Linked DNA regions of Homo sapiens: regions 2, 3, 4 and 5 are each linked to region 1. Evidence: chromatin loops called from intact Hi-C (ENCODE). Cell type or tissue: PC-9. All regions are shown on one strand. Region 1 overlaps UBE2H (ubiquitin conjugating enzyme E2 H). Region 2 overlaps UBE2H-DT (UBE2H divergent transcript). Region 3 has its middle 51 kb from the start of MIR183. Region 4 has its middle 5.5 kb from the start of MIR183. Region 5 overlaps UBE2H (ubiquitin conjugating enzyme E2 H).

What was found. A loop is a pair of places that touch in the nucleus more often than their neighbours do. Peaks named below come from ENCODE experiments on the same cell type or tissue, not always from the same donor. Only the 100,000 strongest peaks of a DNase experiment are listed, where the experiment ranks them.
Region 2: it touches region 1 in a loop (12-fold over the local background); 30 of 110 quality-filtered maps call a loop at or near these places.
Region 3: it touches region 1 in a loop (5-fold over the local background); 62 of 110 quality-filtered maps call a loop at or near these places.
Region 4: a loop joins it to region 1, with 4 times the contacts of the local background. A loop is called at or near these places in 3 of 110 quality-filtered maps.
Region 5: a loop joins it to region 1, with 2.8 times the contacts of the local background. A loop is called at or near these places in 44 of 110 quality-filtered maps.

Annotation. Positions count from the first base shown.
Region 1 is chr7:129,946,919-129,950,918 of GRCh38, forward strand. The region is part of intron 1 of UBE2H (ubiquitin conjugating enzyme E2 H); the gene reads right to left. Among named protein-coding and RNA genes, the nearest start is that of UBE2H, 4.0 kb to the right of the region's middle. RefSeq lists enhancers at 1,829-2,402, 2,403-2,974, 3,753-3,802. In PC-9, no CTCF peak of the experiment used is centred here; DNase peaks (open chromatin) are centred at 1,553, 2,223 and 2,553; H3K4me3 peaks cover 2,605 bases; H3K27ac peaks cover 3,592 bases.
Region 2 is chr7:130,007,596-130,011,595 of GRCh38, forward strand. It overlaps UBE2H-DT (UBE2H divergent transcript), which reads left to right. Exons shown (of 4, transcript XR_007060520.1): 3 at 1,281-1,506. Among named protein-coding and RNA genes, the nearest start is that of ZC3HC1, 42 kb to the right of the region's middle. RefSeq lists enhancers at 1,009-1,088, 1,189-1,258, 1,346-1,845, 1,642-2,841. In PC-9, CTCF peaks have their summits at 3,409 (motif pointing left) and 3,616; DNase peaks (open chromatin) are centred at 1,566, 2,506, 2,916, 3,446 and 1 weaker place; H3K4me3 peaks cover 924 bases; H3K27ac peaks cover 3,871 bases.
Region 3 is chr7:129,823,899-129,827,898 of GRCh38, forward strand. No RefSeq gene overlaps it. Among named protein-coding and RNA genes, the nearest start is that of MIR183, 51 kb to the left of the region's middle. RefSeq lists silencers at 1,309-1,358, 1,429-1,508, 1,809-2,158 and an enhancer at 2,479-2,528. In PC-9, CTCF peaks have their summits at 890, 1,091 and 1,954; DNase peaks (open chromatin) are centred at 1,213, 1,843 and 2,563; H3K4me3 peaks cover 2,096 bases; H3K27ac peaks cover 2,893 bases.
Region 4 is chr7:129,778,547-129,782,546 of GRCh38, forward strand. No RefSeq gene overlaps it. Among named protein-coding and RNA genes, the nearest start is that of MIR183, 5.5 kb to the left of the region's middle. RefSeq lists silencers at 937-1,066, 1,217-1,296, 1,357-2,156 and enhancers at 1,777-2,622, 3,469-4,000. In PC-9, no CTCF peak of the experiment used is centred here; DNase peaks (open chromatin) are centred at 1,475 and 1,815; H3K4me3 peaks cover 3,239 bases; H3K27ac peaks cover 1,458 bases.
Region 5 is chr7:129,844,184-129,848,183 of GRCh38, forward strand. All of the region lies in intron 5 of UBE2H (ubiquitin conjugating enzyme E2 H), which reads right to left. Among named protein-coding and RNA genes, the nearest start is that of MIR183, 71 kb to the left of the region's middle. RefSeq lists an enhancer at 1-130. In PC-9, no CTCF peak of the experiment used is centred here; DNase peaks (open chromatin) are centred at 1,438 and 1,968; H3K27ac peaks cover 3,939 bases.

The DNA of each region.
Region 1 (4,000 bases):
GGATTACATGCCTAAAAATCCAATGATTCTTGGAACCATCAAATCTGTTAAGACTGAAAAGAATACCAATGTTTAAATATATCTATAAAATGCAGGTCAAGGGGCTAAGAAAATTGCAACACTAGAAAACCAACAAACTTAGGTTGTTCTAACATACATACACAAATACAGGAGGGACGTTTATGGGTCACATCTGCGAAACATTTTTTCCCAAAAAGCTGAATTTTTAGGCTTGCGTGTAATTTACTAGAACTGCACTGCAGGAATCAGATGTTCTGAAGCTGTGAATGCTTACTCATGTAGGTTCCTGCCTAACCAAAATAAGTACCAGTATGTTATATTTGTCACCAAAATCTAGGCAGGGAAGACAAATTCAGAACACTGAGAGTTGCCAAATCTTTAACTTTTAGCTTGAAGACCATAAAGCTGTGCCAACTTTCATCTCATCATCTCACTAAAACAGAGTCCACTGGAAATAAAGAGGCAAACCACAGGTTCCCAATTGACACTAGAACTAGTTAAAAGATTTAGGGAACTGTCTACCCTTTGAACACAAATTAAAGAGTAACAAAGACTACTAACTTAGGGATAGAGTAACTACTGATTAACAGCAAAATACCAAAGTTAAGTCAAAGACAAATGGCTACATATTTTAATATTTTAGTTTTGAAATTTTTTTAAACAGGTGTACAGATCCCCATATACATCCTAGCACACAAAATTCATTTTAACCTTTCTATTCCTTGAAAAGTCCACTCTAAGTAAATACAAGTTACTCAAAAAGGCACTACACACAGCAATGACCTAACACAGCCTGTCCTTTCCGACTAAAAAAGTTTTAACTAATTGCATAAGCACCATGACCACCCATACTGAATTTTTCACTACTAAACTCCCAGCACAATGCTGGCACAAAGCAAGTACCCAAACATATGAGGATTTTTTTTTTTTGAGATAAGAGTCTTGCTCTGTCGTCCAGGCTGGAGTGCAATGGTGTAATTTAGGCTCACCACAACCTCCGCCTCATGGGTTCAAGCTATTCTCGTGACTCAGCCTCCCAAGTAGCTGGGACTACAAGCCCGCACCATCACGCCTGGCTAATTTTTTATATTTTTAGTACAAGTACATACGGGGTTTTGCCATGTTGGCCAGGCTTGTCCCGAACTCCTGACCTCAGGTGATCTGCCCGCCTTGGCCTCCCAAAGTGCTGGGATTACAGGCATAAGCCACTGTGCCAGCTTTTTTTTTTTTTTAATTAAGAGAGTCTTGCTCTGTTGCCCAGGCATGAGTGCAGTGGCATGATCTTAGCTCACTGGACCCTCAAACTCCTACACTTAGGTGATCCTCCCGCCTCAGCCTCCCAAAATGCTGGGATTACAGGTGTGAGCCACCACACTTGGCCACATCTGAGGTTTTGAATTTGTTAGAGAAAGCTTCTGAAACCCTAAAGCAGACACCAACGATTCTGTAAAATTAACTCAGGCCGTTTTAATGTAAGACACCGTCCCTTTCTATCACACTTGACGCTTTCTTAAGGGAAGCTGACATTTCTGCCATACTTTGGAATCCCTGCAAATGAGTCAGTTAAGTGCATTTAAAGTGGCATGCCCTGGGCCAGGTGCACTGGGCTCACACCTGTAATTCCAGCACTCTGGGAGGCCAAGGCAGGAGGAAGATTTGAGGCCAGGAGTTGGGAGGCCAGCCTGGTAACCTAGTCAGACCTCGGTCTCTACAAAAAATGTAAAAATAAATAAGGGGGGGATCCTATTACTGAACTCCCTCTGAAAAGAAGAATCATTGAAAACTCTTGGTATTGTAAGTTACAAAATTGTACATATGGTGTATGCCGGTCCCCATTATTATCCGATCTACTTTTCTGATTTAACCTTAATTTTTCTAAACATTTCTTGTACTCTAACAGGTCAGGTTTTCCTCTTCTCTTTTTACCCCTCGAAAACACACTTGTTCCTGTAACACCACTCAGAGGGCCTCCCCAGCCCCCACCTCTTTTGTATATAAACACACTCTCTTGTCACATACTCCATCAGCTGTTTGGTAGCTCCTCCCCTCCTCCTTTTCCGGGTAGTAACAGGGCGGCCAATGAGCGCTGAGGAGCGGTGCCTGCGGCCTTTTGCCTGCATACGCTTTTCCAAAACAAGCAGCTCTAGCCTTCAGCAGGGGCCACTGGTTCACAGATGAAAGGATCACCAGGGCTGTGCAACAGGGTGAGACGAGTAACCCCCACCAACAAGGAAACCCGTGTAATCTGAGCTGTTTGTTCCTCCACCAGGGAGAACTTAAACCGATATTCCTTTAGGGCAAATCACGCTTTAAGGTCACCAGAGCCCCAGCTCTCAGACAATCTAAATAATCAGCTGGTTGGAGGTGGAAACCTCAAAGGTTGCCAGGCTCTGGGCAGCACAGATCACCAATCTACCTGACTTTGCAAACAAATGGCCGCACTATTCGAGACTATTCCATAGGATCTGGGCTAACTGCAAGGTTTTTTTACTGGGACACATTCCTAAAGGATCCAAAAGTCATGTAAATCAGTTTCTAGGCTCCTGGGGAGGTTTGCACAACCCTTAGCAAAGGATCAGAAGAGAAACAATGAATGAGTCAGAGTTTCAGAACATAATCACCCAGCAGATTATTAAGTGCATTGGTGCAAAACACTCACTCCCTGCATAACTTGGGAGTCAGCTCTCCTACCAACCCGTCACAAAAGAAATATCACTGACTCCAAACAACAACCAGAGACGGTGTCTCCAAAAGAACCGAGCGAGGTGGTGGAAGGCAGCGGCCAATTAGTTACACATCCTCTTCTCTCCCTACCCCCACACTGCTACTTTCCTACTATATAGGTTCCCTGCCAGGCTGTAAATCGTGGTGGTATAATTACGCTCAGGAGACATCCAAAAATGGGCTGAAACAGGAGACTGCAAGGAAACCAGCTATCGCCCCCCACACCAAAGAAATCATCAAGGGGCATGGGGGGCAAGAAGTGCATTCCTTCAGACCTTTTCTTCCTACTTCCTCTCCACCATCTTTCTCAACCCCCAGCCTTTTCACACAATTGTACTCATTTTAGTAGAGGGCTGGGGAATTTTTCCTTAAATTTTCTGCTAAATATACCTTACTCAAAAATTGTTGGCTCCATTTGGGCCTACTGATCTGTGAATTCAACAGAGAAAGGAGGACACAAAATCTCTCACCTACACAACACACACAAAAGGAAATCCGAAACATTTTAACTTCCAAACTCCATTATACCAGAAAATAAACACGAAACAAAGATAACCTCTGGCTTTTAAATCTCGAAACTGTTATCCTCCTATCTCAGATCTACAATTTTAAAGCGCCTCTGCTTTCTTTTGTCAGAAAGGAAGGAAGGTGGGGAAAGAACAGAAGGCCAATGCATCTTTGCCTTTCTTCATCTTCTACTAAAAATAAGCTATGAAATAAGCCACTTAGGGGGAGAAAAAAAAGACACCCTGCTGTTCTTTGTCTGTTTTCCTCTCCCTCTCCACCCCCCACACCCCGACTCCTAAATGCGGTAATCATTCTAGATGCCACAACTACTAAATGAACAAAAGGCACTGTATGGAAAAGGCATCAGGTCAAGTTAGGCCCCCCTCTTTATCCTCAATCTTTTAAAAATATGTCTATGTACATAATTTGAGACTCTGACAACGATCACAAACAGCTGGAATTGTCTCCCCACTCCATCCCAATTAAACATTAGGTAGAAATTCGCATTAGGTGTGACAGTAACTCTCAATTCAAGATAAAAATAACTCAGATGCTGCCACTATGTCATTTCCTAGTTTCTAAACAAAAATAAAACCCGAAACTGCTTTGTGTAAAATGTACACACAGTCATAGTTACAAGTTTTCCTGCAGCCTTATGAAAAGCCAACATTACTGGTATCATTCACACATTTACAAAACAATCACAGCCACAAACAGCTCATAAAGAGTTGATTTCACTTGCGCCTGA
Region 2 (4,000 bases), 61 kb after region 1:
CAGGCTCCCTATTCCAGCTCGGGCCTCCCCAACGCCAGGTCACCACCTCGTGCTGAGCACTGAGCACACATAGCTTGCATATCCCAAGTCCCCTAGGACAGTCTTCTTTTTTTTTTTTTTTGAGACAGAATCTCACTCTTGCTTAGGCTGGAGTGCAGTGGTACGATTTCGCCTCACTGCAATCTCCGCCTCCCAGGTTCAGGCGATTCTCCTGCCTCAGCCTCCTAAGCAGCTGGGATTACAGGTGCATGCCACCATGCCTGGCTAATTTTTGTATTTTTAGTAGAGATGGGGTTTCACTCTGTTGGCCAGGCTGGTCTCGAACTCCTGACCTCAAGTGATCTACTTGCCTTGGCCTCCCAGGATTACAGGTGTGAGCCACCACGCCCGGTCAGTACTGTTTTATGATGGCTCTTTAGTACTCCTTGGAGGAACAGAGCCACCTTCTTAGGCCTGTGGGATCACTACCTTAAAACACTGCTTCCTGTGCCTCCTGTCCCCACCCATGGGCGTCCCCTTCTGGCCTTCTTGGGTGCCCTTGCCAACTATGCCACAAATGGTCCCTCCAGTAGAAAGCCCCTCAAGGGCCAGAAGGGGCAGGGGACTTTCATTCTCATTTTTTACACCTTTTAAAAAAGTATTTTCTTTTTTTTTTTTTTTTTTTTTGAGACAGAGTCTCGCCTTGTCGCCCGGGTTGGAGTGCAGTGGCACAATCTCGGCTCACTACAACCTCTGCCTCCCAGGTTCAAGCGATTCTTCTGCCTCAGCCTCCCAAGTAGCTGGGATTACAGGCACACGCCACCATGCCCAGCTAATTTTTGTATTTTTAGTAGAAACAGGGTTTCACTATGTTGGCCAGGCTGGTCTCAAACTCTTGACCTCATGTGGCCCACCCACCCTGGCCTCCCAGAGTGCTAGGATTACAGACGTGAGCCACTGCTCCCGGCCTGAAAAAGTATTTTCTAATTTTATTAGTATTTTAAAACTTGGTACTGTGAAACATAGCACCTATTTTGTTCCTCATTTCACTTTGGAAAACCCCCAGGTTGAGTTAGTGGGAGTTGAGCCCAGTCACTGTTGACCGGCTGCATGGGCCTGGGCAGTGCTGAGACTTGGCAAGAGAGCCCAGGGCCCCCTGAGGACCAGTGGGGCACAGAGAGTGGCTACGGGTGTAGCATGGGATGGAGGAGAGGGAGAAGCTGCTGCCCGGTCCATCTCTGATTCGTGGAGCTGATTTTCCAAACACTCTAAGGCCTCGGTTCACATTCTGTTTCCCACAGAGGAGGCTCTGCGTCTCTGAACTGTTGTCAGGCCCCACCAGGCTCTTCACTGTTTGGAGCCAGATCTACGGAGCCAAACTGCCTTGACCTGCTTTCTGAGGAGGGGACAGGCAGCAAGTGCCGGACCTAGCCAGATTCAGCCCGCAGAAGGTGTTCCAGACTCCAAGCAGCCTGCTGGCCTAGCTCCAGGCCCAGGTGGCTGCAGACTCCACAATGGGTGACTCAGGTAAGCTGTGCTGGACAAACAAGCCAGTGTTCTCAGCCCAGCAGGGTGATGCCTGTCATAAGCTTTCCTGTCGTCATTGTACCGCCATTTCCTGAGGGTGGCCTTGCCAGGCCCGGAGCCAGGGTCCATGGAGACTGGTAGGAATGTGGTTATCTTGGTTTATGTCTTGTTGCCAAGGTGCTTCCCAATGCTTCTAAAGCTGGGCTTGGCGCTGATCCACCAGCACCTGTGCTGTCTGATGGTGGCATGGAGGCCGCTGGGCTGAAAGAGGCCTACTGAGACCACAGACAGTCTGGTGAGGAGATACTGGTATGTGTCTTTCTCATGATCCTAACACCTATAGTTTTGGTGCTCCCTTCCTTCAGGAGTCCCAAAAGACCAGGCAAGCTGGAGACACTTGGCCAGAGAGGCAACTGGGCTTAAACAGCCAGCTTAAACAAACAGCTACTATTTCCTGAGCACTTCTCATGTGCCAGGCACTGCTCTAAGCACTTCACATATGCCAATGAATTCTCAAAACATTCCTGTGACACAGCTACTAGTATTATCCCTAATTTACAGATGAGGAAGCTGAGGCTGAGTCATAGGTTCAGAAACACACAGCTGGTGACCAGTGAATCCAGGATCTGTACCCAGGCTATGGAACCTAGAGCCTGCTAGATCCACCTGCCAAGCTACCTGACCTAGAGCTGGTGTTTTTTTTTTTGTCCCCCTTTATTTTTCTTTTTTATAAACAAGGTGTCTTGCTCTGCCACCCAGACTGGAGTTCAGTGGTGCAATTATAGCTCACTGCAGTCTCGAACTCCTGGGCTCAAGCGATCCTCCCACTTCAGCCTCCCTAGTATAATGGGACTATAGGCACGTGCCACCACTTCTGGCTAGTGAGCTGGTGCTCCTAACTCTCACAGGGTACTGCCTCTCTTCTGCTCTGTCATGATGACTGTAGTGCAAGAAGGGGACTCAGCAAGAAGCCTCAGGATTCTAGGCGTGGCTCAGCCACAACCTGCTGTGTGATCTTGGCCTTCACTCCCCACTCTGGCCTTCAGACTCCTCAGGGATTAGACCAAGTAGTCTACAACTCTGCTTCCAGTTCTGTGGCTCTGACTCACGTGGAAACAGCAGTGGGGAAAGGCCCTATCCCTTAGCCCCACCGGAAGTGTCTACTGCTGATTACCAAGAACAGCCTCACGGGCTTTTGAGAAGGGCAGGGAGGATCAACTCCTGACCTGGTGACACTGATGGAGCAAAGCTGCTTCCCCACTCCACACCTCAGTTTCCCCACTCCTTCCAGTGGAGATAATGACCTCTGTGTGCTCAGTGCTACTGTGAGTCAGGGTTAATTAGCATTAGTCATAGACTTGGGAATCCTCACAAGAAAAGGGTCATCTGGTGGGTCTGGGCTGTGCCCTGGCTGTGATGAGACACCACTCATGCCCCTGTGAGTGTGTCATCATGCTTCATTAGTGGCTTGCCTAACTTTGCAGGTCGGCCCTGGGGTGGCCCAGCCCTGAGTGCGGGTGCTGAGATCAGCCAAAGGATGACACCTGGGGAGGGCTGCATGTGTCCCAGGGTGGCTGCCAATGGCTCACAGTCCCCTGGATTTCCCTTTCGGTTGACTTCCCATTCAATCGGGTTCTTATCATTGCTACTCGAGCCACTATTCCTGGATGCAAGGCCCCAACTCTGACCTTAAATTTAGAGGTTTTTTTTTCCTTCTCTGTCTCCTCAATAAATACCCATTCTCATTTCTGTCTCTCTGCTGACTGTTTCAATGCTTTCAGTTTCTTTCTGTTTCCATCACCGCACTTGGTAGAGCTTAAGTGGGGTTAGGGGAAAGACCCTGTAACAAAATAAGGACAAAGTAAGAATGATGATGTCTTGTGTTGGCAAGTCCAGCTAGGTAAGCCAGAAGTGGAACATGGGGGACATCTAGTGGCCGTAGTGGGTACTGCTAGCATTCTTGCCTGGCACCGAGGTCACATTCTTGAACTTTTTTTTTTTTTTTTTTTTTTTTTTTTTCTGAGACAGGGTCTTGCGCTATCTCCCAGGCTGGAGGGCAGTGGTGTGATCACAGCTCACGGCAGCCTTGACTTCCCAGGCTTAAGGGATCCTCGCACCTCAGCCTCCTGAGGAGCTGGGACTACAGGTGCACGCCACCACACCTGGCTTTTTTTTTTTTTTTTTTTTTTGGTAGAGACGGGGTTTCCCTATGTTGTCTACTCTGGTCTTGAACTCCTGGGCTCAAACAATCTGCCTGCCTTGGCCTCCCAAAGTGCTGGGATTACAGGCATAAGCCATCACGCCTGGCCTCATACCTGAACTTGATTCTCAAGTTGGCTACAGTGACTTGCCCCAGCTCTTGGAGACTTGGGAGATGGCACGATCCTTAGGAGGGGAGATTTTCTTATCACTTAATAGCTGATAAATTGCATTTCCCTTGACATCTGGTTTCTCTGGATCTACAGAAGAAAGGTCTCAGGCTGGGCACGGTGGC
Region 3 (4,000 bases), 120 kb before region 1:
GGTGGTGGGCGCCTGTAATCCCAGCTACTCTGGAGGCTGAGGCTGGAGAATCGCTTGAACCTGGGAGGTGGAGGTTGCAGTGAGCCAAGATCGCACCACTGCACTCCAGCTTGGATGACAGATGAGACCCTGTCTCAAAAAAAAAAAAAAAAAAAAAAAAAAAAAAAAGGAGCTGTCGGCTGAGAGATGAGCACCTTTTCTCTGGAGCTCCAGCCACTGTATTGAACCATGAGGTGGCCTTCCAAATGGAAGTCAAAGCTAGAATGACAGACAGAAAGAATAGGAAACGAATTTCCCATTCTATTCTTATTTCCAGTCTTTATTATAGAATCATTTAAGATTAGGTTTAGTTGTAATAAGTAGAAAATTAAAAAATTTATAGCAGTGCCTTAAATATGCTACAAATTATTATTATTATTTTTTGAGACAGGGTCACGTTCTGCAGCCCAGACTGGAGTGTAATGTCACAATCTTGGCTCACTGCAGCCTTAACCTCCTGGGCTCAAGTGGCTCTCACACCTTAGCCTCTCTTGTGGTTGGGACCACAGACGTGTGCCATCACGCTGGGCTGATTTTTACATTTTTTGTAGAGACGGGTCTCCCTATGTTGCTCAAGCTGGTCTGGAACTCCTGGGCTCAAGTGATCCTCCTGCCTCGGCCTCCTAAAGTGTTGGGATTACAGGCGTGAGCCACTGTGCCCGGCCTATTTTTCTATCTCACATAAAACTAGTTAAGAGATAAGCAGTATGGGGAAAATACAGTGGTTCCAAAAAACCACAGACTATTAGGTATCTATTGCTGCATAATGGATTACACCCAAAACTTAGAACCTTAAAGCAGCAAACCCGCATTCCCATCTATTTCCCAGTTTCCAAGGGTCAGGAGCCCGGGAAGCTGCTCTCAGGCTGCTGCGGCTCAGGATCGCTGATGAGGCCTGCCGCAGCCATTCTCAGCTGCACCGGGTCCGGGCATCCACAGCCGGCTCACGCGCTGGTGGTCGCCAAGCCTCAGCTCTTGCTGGCTGTTGGTTCAGGGCTTCGGTTCCCAGCCAGGTGGGGCTCTCCAAAGGAGAGGGCAGCTCAAAACAACCCGCTGGCTTCCCCCAGAGCAAGTGATAGGAGACAGGAAGAGGGAGCTAGAGAGAGCCCTGAAGGTGGACGTCGCAGTCTTCACTCAATCAATCTCCGCAGGGAACGCCCTGCAGGCCCAGGTATCCTTCCGGTCCCTTCCTCCTGCCCCTGTGCTCCAGATCCCCCAGGCTCCAGCCCTGCAGCCCGAGCCCCACCCACTATCCTCGCCTCCCGCCCTGCCGCTCGGCCCTCCCGCTTCAGGTCTCTGTCTCTCCCTTTCTCCCTTCCCCTCTCTCTGTATCCTTTACTTTGTGCCTCTGATGCCTGACCTGGCCCCAAGCCAGCACCCCACCATCCCACCCTCTTCCCACCCTGCCCCCCGGCCACGTGCCCCCGGGCCAGCCAGAACGCTGACCCCTCCCCCTGAGTCCACTCCCCGCTCCCCGCTCCCCGCACAGCCCGGGCCACGCCCTACCCGGGTGCCCTCCCTTTACCCAGCTCCTTCCCATCCAGCCGGGTCCTGATCCAGCCCCCTGCTCCAGGATGCCCCCTCCTAGCGGTGTGTGAGGCTTTCATGACCCTTCTTCCTCCTTTCCCGACAGATCAGCGGGGGAGGTGGGCTGAGCCGCCCCTCTCGTCGTCACCCCTGCCTTGGCCGCCCAGCCGTGCTGGGAGAGTTTGGTGGCCGTGGCTGGCACTGCGGCAGTGCCCATGTCAGCTCTGGCGCCTCTACCGAACTCCCTGTTTTGGGGGCTCTTTCCCTACCAGGGTCACGTCGATGAGGAATCTACGTCCCTCCCAGCCCGGTTCCCACCTCTCAGGTGGGGCAGATGCCAGAGGCCTCCCGGGTCCACGCCCGCGGGCCACTTGGACCGCCCTGCCCCGGCCAACCCCGCCCCACCCAGACTCCCGCCCGCGAGCGGGTGCCGAAGCACGAAGCACGTACGCCCCCTGGTGGCCGTGGCGGGGACTGCCGCGCGGACTCCGCAGCCCCGCCCCACCCCGCCCGCCCAGCCCAATCCCACCCGCTCCGCCCTGCTCGCCCCTGCCTGCTCACCTACTGGGCTGCGCTGTCCACGCCTGGAGCCCGGGCAGCTTCAGTTCCGCGGAGGACAGGTGTAACCCACAGAGTGATTCCTTTACCGGGGCCTGCTAGGCTCCGGCCCACGAGGCAGGACTGGCGGCGTTCTCACGTCCTGGAAGTCAAGGCCCCAAGGGGACCGAGGCGCTGCCCAGGCTCCCCTGACTGCCAGCTCCGGCCTGGCCACCCAGTCCGCCCCCAGGGACCGGACTGGGTGCGCCGTCCACCCTTCCAGTACCTGGAACATTCTCCGCGGATTGGGAGGTTCTGGGTTCTGCCCTAGATTCCCAAGCAAAGTTGCTCCTTTGCTCTTGTCACTTGCCAGCTTCGTGGTTTTTGTTTTTTGTTTTTGAGACGGAGTCTCGCTTTGTCGCCCAGCCTGGAGTGCTGTGGCGCAATCTCGGCTCACTGCAACCTCTACCTCCCCAGGTTCAGGCGATTCTCCTGACTCAGCCTAGCTGGGATTACAGATGTGTGCAACCATGCCCGCATAATTTTTGTATTTTTAGTAGAGACGAGGTTTCACCATGTTGGCCAGGCTGGTCTCGAACTCCTGACCTCAAGTGATCCACCTGTCTCGGCCTCCCGAAGTGCTGGGATTATAGGCGTGAGCCACCGCGCCAGGCCTGCTTCTCTAAAGATCCCTGCAGCACGGAGAGGCTGCTAGGGCCCGTGCTTCTGAATAGGTAGCCAGCTGTGGCTATTGATTATCACATTTTTCGTGGTATATAATTTTAATTAATTTTTAATTTTAAAACAAGTGTAAATTGTTCTGCAAAACAACTTTGTTTTGTAGGACTATGCGGCACTTTAAATATTGAAAGTGTAGCGTCCAAATTGAGATGTGCTTTGTGAAATACCCCCTGGATTTCAGAGTTAGCACAAAAATAACGAATCGAAACTATCTCATTCCTTTACTGTGAATTACATGCTGAAATTTTTGTTTGTTTTTTGAAACAGAGTCTCACTCTATTGCCCAGGCTGGAGTGCAGTGGCGTCATCTCGGCTCACTGCAATTTCTGCCTCCCAGGTTCAACTGGTTCTCCTGCCTCAGCCCCCTAAGTAGCTGAAATTACAGGTGCCTGCCACCATGCCCGGCTAATTTTTGTATTTTTAGTAGAGTCGGGGTTTCACCATGTTGGCCAGGATGATCTCTATCTCCTGACCTCAGGTGATCCACCCGCCTCAGCCTCCCAAAGTGCTGGGATTCAGGAGTGAGCCACGGCGCCCGGCCTCACACTGAAGTATTTTTGATATATTGAGTTAAATGAAACATTTAACCTTTTTTAAAAAACGTGGCTACTAGAATGTTTTTAATGATAAATGTAGATCACATTCTATTTCTATATTTCTGCACTAGGAAGTGGGTTTGAGTTAAATCTAGTTTTATTTTCTGACCGTACTGCAGGTACCGGAGGTTGGGGAAACCATTGTCAGTGGAAATGGGGATGTGTATGGGGAAAGGTCCTGATCCTCAGAGACCACGCCCATAGAGTGAGCCCTGGGCAGGAGGTCAGCCAGGGAGCATCTCATAGGGCCCAGGCAGCATGAGGTTCACACAGACATAGGTACCCACAGCCCCAGCGGGCATTGGGGGCAGGCACTGAGCTTGGCACAGCATGATTCTTGGAAAGAACACGTATGGATGGCCTGAAGACCCAGGTTCTAGCATGGTTATGCCACTGTGTGACTAAGCCACTTGGCACAGCACAAGCAGTTAATGTCCTGTTCTACTCACCGAAGGGCTCACTGCAGTGAGCGAGACTCGCGAGGGGAAGCCCTCTTCAGCCCTGCCCATGGTGGTCCTCTCTGGAGGAGGGCATGTTTCTGGAATCCTGATTTGTTACCA
Region 4 (4,000 bases), 170 kb before region 1:
GAGCCCAGGTCCGAACCGAGAGCCGCGCGGGGAATGTGGGGGTCGAGGCTGAGAGCTGGGCTTGGGGCAGGTTCCTTTGCGTTCGCTCAGGCCACGATGAGGCCACTAGGACAGATTTCTCCGAAGGCTCGGCCTCGGATCAGAGATCCGCCGACTCGGTGCCCATCGGTCGGGCTCACTGGGTGACAGGTAGAGGGTGATGCGCACCCGTAGAGCTGAGTGACCCGGCCCGAGAATCCGCCACCTGGCTCGCAGGATTTTCGCCCTCAGGAGCTTTGCGAAGACGGGCGCAAACCTGGGAGGCGCCGCCGCACCTTGCCTGTGGGGGTGGGGAGGTCGATTACGGCACCGCCCGCCCTCGGCCCTAATCGCTCAGAGCCGGCCTCAGTGCCCCTGCCCCCGGCGGGTATTACTGTACACGGTGTCCGGGAGCCCGGGTTGGAAGAGCAAACGAATGGCTCAGCCTGGAGGACACCGTGGAATCGGGCGACCCCTGACCCCGGGTGACACCCTCACTGCCCATAGTCCTGGGATGCGCTGACCGGTGAGGCGCCAGAGGCAAGCCGTCCAGCCGCCGATCTTGGGGAAGGGCTGGGAACCTGGGTGCCACTAGCGCTATTAACAGGAATGGGGCAGTTGAGGGCGGGGAACGGTGTCTCATTCGCGTGCGCCGGGGTTCCCGGGATGAGTGGCCGCGAAGTGGAGGCACACGGGAGGTCTGAGAGCCGCTTTCCCCCAGAGACTGGGCGGGGCGGCTCCGGGCCACGGAAGCAGCCTCGAACCAGCCGCGCAGCCCTGACAAGACGCTGGAGGGGCCAGCTCCGGGGCCCCGGCGCTCTCCGCAGCCCCCTCCCAGCCTGGCGCTTCCGCCTGAGCCCACCAGGGCGGCGAAACGCAGCCCGACCCCAGCCAAACTCCTCGCGGGTAGGCACCTCGCAAGCACCGGCCGCACTCGGACCGCAGCCGCTCCCGCCCCCGCCCCCGCCCGGGAACAGCGCTGGGCGCTGGGCAGACGCCACTGGCGGACCCGGGACCCAGGCGCCCCGTGGGCGCCTCCGCCTGAAGGCGCGGAAGAGCGAGTAGGCACTGCCGCGTCATCCCCGAAAGCCAGCTGCGCCGGGACTTCTGCCCTGCACCCGGGTTCTAGTGCGGCCGGTCCCGGGCGCCCGCCTCCGCCTCCTCTACTGAGCCCCGCTCTGGCTCCGCCCGGCCCGCCCCCCCGCTCCCGGCCCCAGACACTCACCTGCGCCGGCTCCAGGCTGGGCGCACAGCCGCCTCTCAGCTCCGCGCGGAGTCCACACCAGAGAAGCCAGGCAAAAACGGCCCCGGTTTGGAAAGAGCCGCATGGACGGAGCTTGAAGCGCGCCCGGCCCGGGCCCAAACCTCCGCTGCCCCGCGAGAGGGGGCGGCGCCGGAGCGCCGAGCCCAGCGGGGGAACAAAGGGGAGCCGGGACCCGGCCGCGCGCTTCCTGGGTGTCGGGTGACAGGTCTGCCGGGGAAGGCCCCGGCCCGGCCACCTGAAGAGGAGCCGCCTCCGCGCTGCAGGCGGGGGAGGTCCAGAGGGGTACCTGGGCCCGAGGACCGGAAGAACAGGGGGCGCGGGCTGCCCGGACCGCGCGGCTGGACGGAGGCCCTGCGGCTCCGGCACGGCTGCGCGGGGGCTCGACGGAGTGCACAGAGAATGACTCCAGGAGGGTTTTACCGCCCCCCGCCCCGGGCCCCGCCCGCCCCTCGCGCAGCGCCATTGGCTCAGGTGCCGCGAGGCGGGGAGGGGCAGGGGGCGGGCCGGGGATGATTCACCTTGAATGTGGCTCCGGTTGGTGCGCGGCGCAGGGCACGCCCGTCCGGGACTGCGGAGACGCCGGGAGCCCCGCCTGCTTGCCCAACCCGGCCGGGTCTGGCCCCAAGGGGTCCCGTCGCCCGCCTTCTATCCCCGCCTCCTGCCCTCGGGCTAGGGTGCCGCTAGCCGAGGTGCGCCCGGACGCCCTGCCACCCCAGCGCCCTCTGAGCCCGGAGCTAGCCGAGGTGTGTGTGGCGTGGCGTGCTTGGAAATCCGACCCTGGGAGGGGGGAGGGGAAGTGCGTTGGGAGCTGGGGCGCACCGTAGGGCCACTGGACGATCTCTGCAGTCTCCCCGCAGAAAGGTGCTCAAGGCTGACCTGTCTCAGGGGGCGCACCCGGACCCAGGGGCGCAGGGCTGGAATGGGGACAAGGGGCCTCCATGTCCTCACACGCCCACCCTCGGCCAGTTCTGCGGCCTCACAGGTGTCTGGCCACCGCTGCCGCCGCCGCCGGGAACAAAGGCTGTCTGTCCCAAGAGAGGGAGGGGGAGGGGAGCCGCCCCCCAGACCCGTTCCCATCTCCCCCTCCCCCCACTGCGACAGTGGCTCCCTCGGGAGGGGGCGGGGCCAGCCGGGGCTGGGGCGCGGACGCGGATTAGATCCTTCTCAACCGTCCTTTGGTCTGACACCACCCGGAGCATTCAGAAGGGACCGGGGGGCAGGGGCTAGGTCCTCCAAGCTGTCAGCGTTGGGGTGGCCTCTTCCTTCTTCCCCAGCATCCTGAGCACCGGAGCGCCCCCTCCCTCCCTGCTGCTTTGGCTGCCCTTGGCAGTCCCAGCTCCGCCCCGCCCGGCCGCCCCAGACGGCAACGGCAGCTCAAAACCAGATTAAAATAAAACGTTAATCCGCCCTTCTCCTTTTTAGCTTCTAGTTCTTCCCAATCGACCCCCGCAGATCTGGCACCCTAGAAGCCCCTGTAAAATGAGGGTGGTGCTTAGCCTATGCTCCCACCAAACCTAACCCTTGCACTTGAAGACCGTTAACACCTTGTCTTGGGCTCGAGCAAAAGAAGGGGGTGAGGCAGTGGAAGCGGGGCCCGGGAAATCTATAGTTTCCCCACCCCCAGCTCCTGCCGAGCCGGGAGGGGCCAAGGGTGACGGCAAGGATACGAACCCTTCAATATGCCCGACTCCCGGGCAGGGCCTGCTGAAGCCGTAGATGTCGCAGCCAGATGGATCGGGAAGCAAGATTCCCACCCCAGGTGGATAACTGGACGAGTCTCAGGGCCTCGGGGCCCCTCTCCCCATGCAGCCAGGGATGGGCACGGTGAGCGAGAACCCGGACAGCGGAGATAATGAGCACGTCACAGAGCCCAACGGGCCAAAAGGGGGTGATAGCTCCACATTAACCCCTCCCCGTCCTACTAGCATTCCCCCGCCCATCTAGGTCGCCTCGAGCCTCCCTGGCTGTCTCTGCACCCGCGCCCTACCTGGTCCTCAGACCCATGCGATGCTGGGCAACCCGGGCCGGGTGTGCCCAGGACCGCAAAGCGGGAAGCGCAGGCCTTGCGGACTGCGAGTGGCCCCCGCGGCCTGCTGCTCCCCTTTATAACGCGCGCCCCGCCCCCCGCGCTCCGGGCGCCCCGCCCTGGCCCATTCACCTGCTGTCGAGAACCAGACACCGCGCAGCAGAAAGCTAGCCGCTGGGCCGCGAGGTCCGGCCGTCGGAGCGGGCGGGGCTGGGGCGCCGCCGAGACAGATCCGATTTCCACCTTTTCTTAAATGCGCTGCTGAAAGTCGAGAAGGCCCCGGCCGGGGAGCTCGCGTCGCTTCCTCCCCCCTCAGCTCCCCTCGCACCCTGAGTCCCCCAGCCCCACTCCGGGAGGGGCCGCGAAACTGCACCCGCAAGGGCCTCATACATATTTTAAGGAGCAGGCCAGGCAGGTAACCGGAGCTGGACTCGGACGGTGAGGGGGCGGCCCCCGGGGACCTGATACCCTGGATCCCTTACGGCTCAGGGCTCAGGCGGGGGAAGAGGTGGCTCAGGACGACCTGGGGTCCTCACTTTGCTGGCCTGTCCAGCGCATCCTAAGCCCGCGTGTATCCTACCCCCTCCTTCTGCAGATCCAATGTCCGTCTGGCAATTGCCCCATTCCCTCTCGCTGGAGAGATCCCTTCCGCCTCGCCACAGGCGTCCCACGCTGCCCGGAGTCGTGCGCCC
Region 5 (4,000 bases), 100 kb before region 1:
AGAAAAGGAAACACATGAGGCCCAGTTTTGGGTGAAGATGACAACTTCGGGAGGCCAGGATGTGATGGCTCTGCCATCTTAAAGCAATAAGGCCTTCCTGCAAGTGGCTAACACAGTGATTACTCCTAAGGGTGCTTCTGAAAGGAGCATCTCTCAAATGTGCAGATGTGCAGAAAGTCTTCTTTCAAGATAAATACACTGGCAGAGAAGACTAAAACTATAAATCAAGAATAAAATAAAGATACTCATCTGTAGAAAAATAAAGAACACTTTTTCCCTAGATTTTTGTTAATGATAAAACGATAAAAATGTGTCGATAATAATAACGATAAAAATGTGTCAGTTCAAAGATCTTTATCTAAAAACATTAACCTTCAATTTTTTTAAAGGAAGAGAGCCAGATACAGTTGACCTAAACCTGTAGAGTACAGTCAGCCGACCCCATTTCCGCCTGTCTTAACTTTTAAAGGAAGTCCCAAGATTCCTGAGTATATGGTTTATGATGAGCAAACAGCTCTTACTTTTGCCTTAGACTCAATTAGAACCAAAATGTGGTTCATTAGCACTGACTCTTCAGTCTGATCTTACATTAATGTTAAAATTATAACACTCATATCTCAGTTTAGGCATATAATTTATATTCATATTTACTATTTAAAAACAGGCTGGGCACAGTGGCTCATGCCTGTAATCCTAGCACTTTGGGAGGCCGAGGCAGGTGGACTGCCTGAGGTCAGGAGTTTCACACCAGCCTGGCCAACGTGGCAAAACCCTGTCTCTACTAAAAATACAAAAAATTAGCCAGGCGTGGTGGTGGGCACCTGTAATCCCAGCTACTTGGGAGGCTGAGGCAGGAGAATTGCTTGAACCTGGGAGGCAGAGGTTGTAGTGAGCTGAGATTGTACCACTGCACTCCAGCCTGGGCAATGGAGTGAGACTCCCAAATCATAAACAACTTATCATCAAAAGTAGCATCACTTAGTCTAGAGCAGTGGTTCTGGGCTAAGTCTAGGTCCTGCTTGTCCATCACAATTACCTGTGGAGTTTTTCCAAAAACTTGCTTAGCATCCTAAGGTTGCAGCTTCATACCTACCCCAGGGCTTCTGGTTTAGGACTGGATGGGATCTGTATGTGTGTGATACAGACATCTGTGTGCAAAATGCACAGGAAATACTACCTGGCCCATGATCCCCTATCCCCAAAGAATAGACGGGAAGGAAAGGGCCATTTGCTCGTAGGTTCTTTTTTGCAAGAAAATGTTCACCTCTAACAGCTCGACTCTGGTTTAGTGACATTCCCTGACCCTTCCCACTTTCTTTTCTGCACACTGCTGTTACCACTGTTATCTCTAGGCAGAGGTGTGCCAAACCACAGGCAGTCAAAAGCAGATCTGTTCTGGAGGGGAACTAAAGGGCCACTTTGGAGGAGAATGGGTATTAGAGGATGGTTAGAATCATCACCTAACACAATGTGGACATCTGGCAGAGAAAATTCCATTAGGCTGAACTGTCTCCAGCAAACAGAAAGCTGGCTCCTCAGTGGTGAACAACAGATGAAAAATCTAAAAGACCACAAGTCTAATCTCAGGCTTTCCACTGCCTTGCTCTTTGACCTTGGGCAGGTCTCTTCCTTTCTACATCTCAATTTCTTCACTGCAAAAGGAGAAGTATAACATTGCTATTCCTTACAGGGAAGTAACACACATTACTAAAAGTGACTATAAGATATACTTCAAATTGCACCAGAGAACTAAACTATTAATACAAATATGACATCCTCAAAGGGTAGACATTTCAGCTACCTGTATCCCTTAAAGAATATGTATTAATTAAAAAGAGTTACACTGAAAAAAATGTACCAATTCTTAAAGTAAAATTGCCCTATTCCAGGTGACTCACAATGAAATGGTGCAGGGCTTGAAGGAGAAAACACAAGAGGGGATGAATCACACATCTCATGTTTTATTCTTGGCTATTTATGAACCAGTGACCACAAGTTATTTCTTTTTCCTCTATTTCCTTTGAAATAAATGGAAAATTTCAAGCTGGGCAAGGTGGTTCATGTCTGTAATCCTAGCACTTTGGGAGGCCAAGGCAGGAAGACGGCCTGAGCCCAGGAGTTCAATAACAGCCTGGGCAACATAGGGAGATCCGGTCTCTACAAAATAATAATAATAATAATAATAATAATAATAATAATAATAATTGGGCATGGTGGCATGTGCCTGTGGTTCCAACTACTCAGGAGAGTAGGTGCTCAGTAGTTGCCGAGGTGAGAGGATTGCTCAAGTCAGGGGCAGGTGGATGGGTCGAGGCTGCAGTATGTTGTGATGCCACTGCATACCAGCCTGGGTGACAAAGCAAGACCCTCTCTCTACCACCCCCCACTCAAAAAAAAAATGTAATATACACTGCTTTCTGCAGGTTAAAATCCTGTGGATACCCAAACCTTGACATGCTCTGCCTCACTGGGAACCACAATTAGCACACAGGCAGTCATTTTGGAGACTTTTACCTAAATATTCTTCATTTGTTTTTCGGACTTAATACTGAAAAATACATGCTGTAACTCAGAAACCACCACCAAGTGGTGCCAAGTGCCAAGAACCATCAAAGCCATTCTTCCGTTCTCAATCCCACTTACCCCATCCCCTTTCTCCTTCTACTACCTGTCCCCCAGAAGCCCAACATCCTGTTAAAAACAAATAACAAAAAACTTATCGGGAAAGACATCAGCATCCTGCACAGCGGCTCAAATTCTGTGGCATTTGCATTTTAAGAATTAGCTTTGTACACTGTTACCCCGGGAAGCCGTCATCCTATAATTATTATTATTATTATTATTATTATTTTTTGAGACGGAGTCTCGCTCTATCTCCCCAGGCTGGAGTCTCGCTCTATCTCCCCAGGCTGGAGTGTAGTGGCACAATCTCAGCTCACTGGAACCTCTGCCTTTTGGGTTCAAGCAATTCTCCTGCTTCAAGCTCTAGAGTAGCTGGATTACAGGTGCACGCCCAGCTAATTTTTTGTATTTTTAGTAGAGACAGCGTTTTGCCATGTTGGCCAGGCTGGTCTCGAACTCCTGATCTCAGGGTGATCCATCCACCTCAGACTCCCAAAGTGCTGGGATTACAGGCATGAGCCACCGCGCCTGGCCATCCTACAATTTTAAAGGAATAAGTCTACTGGGTGTGGTGGCTTGTACCTGTAATCCCAGTTACTCAGGAGGCTAAGGAGGGAGGATCACTAGAGCCCAGGAGTTTGAAGTTACAGTGAGCTATGATCACAACTACTACACTCCAGCCTGGATGACACAGTGAGACCCAGTCTCTCTTTTTTTTTTTCCAGAGACAAGTTCTATGTTGCCCAAGCTAGTCCCAAACTCCAAGGCTCAAGTGATCCTCTTCGCCTTGGCCTCCCAGTGCTGGGATTACAGGCGTGAGCTACCATGCCCAGCTGAGGCCCAGTCTCTTTAAATAAAAAAGAAAGAAAGAAAAATAAGAAGTCTATGTTGGTAACTACCAAATCCATATAACTGGTCCTTCATATGTCTAGTCTTGTAGTCTTATCAAACTTTACATGTCTAAGATTATTTTCCTGAAAACCCATTCCCTTCACCTAATGAAGGGAGTAGGTTGACTCTAACGCCCTGGCTCTCAGGCTCCAAGCCTCTGGAAGGAATCTGGCTAGGTGTTCTTCCTTTCTTCCATGTACTCACTCAGTTTCCCAGAAATGTCTCTAGTTTTTCTTTTATTTCCCCTGGCATGTAACTATGTCAAAACCAATATATCATTCCAGCCCTGGATCAGGGCAGCCATCTACTAAATGGCCTTAAAGGCTCTATACTCTCGCCTTTGTAATCAGAGAAAGTTTCCTTAAAACAATCACTTAGGTCATTTCCCACAAACAATAAGTTCCTCTTGCCCTCAATCAAAATTCTGCAACCTGGAGAACTGCTTGAACTCGGGAGGTGGAGGCTGCGGTAAGCCAAGATCACGCTG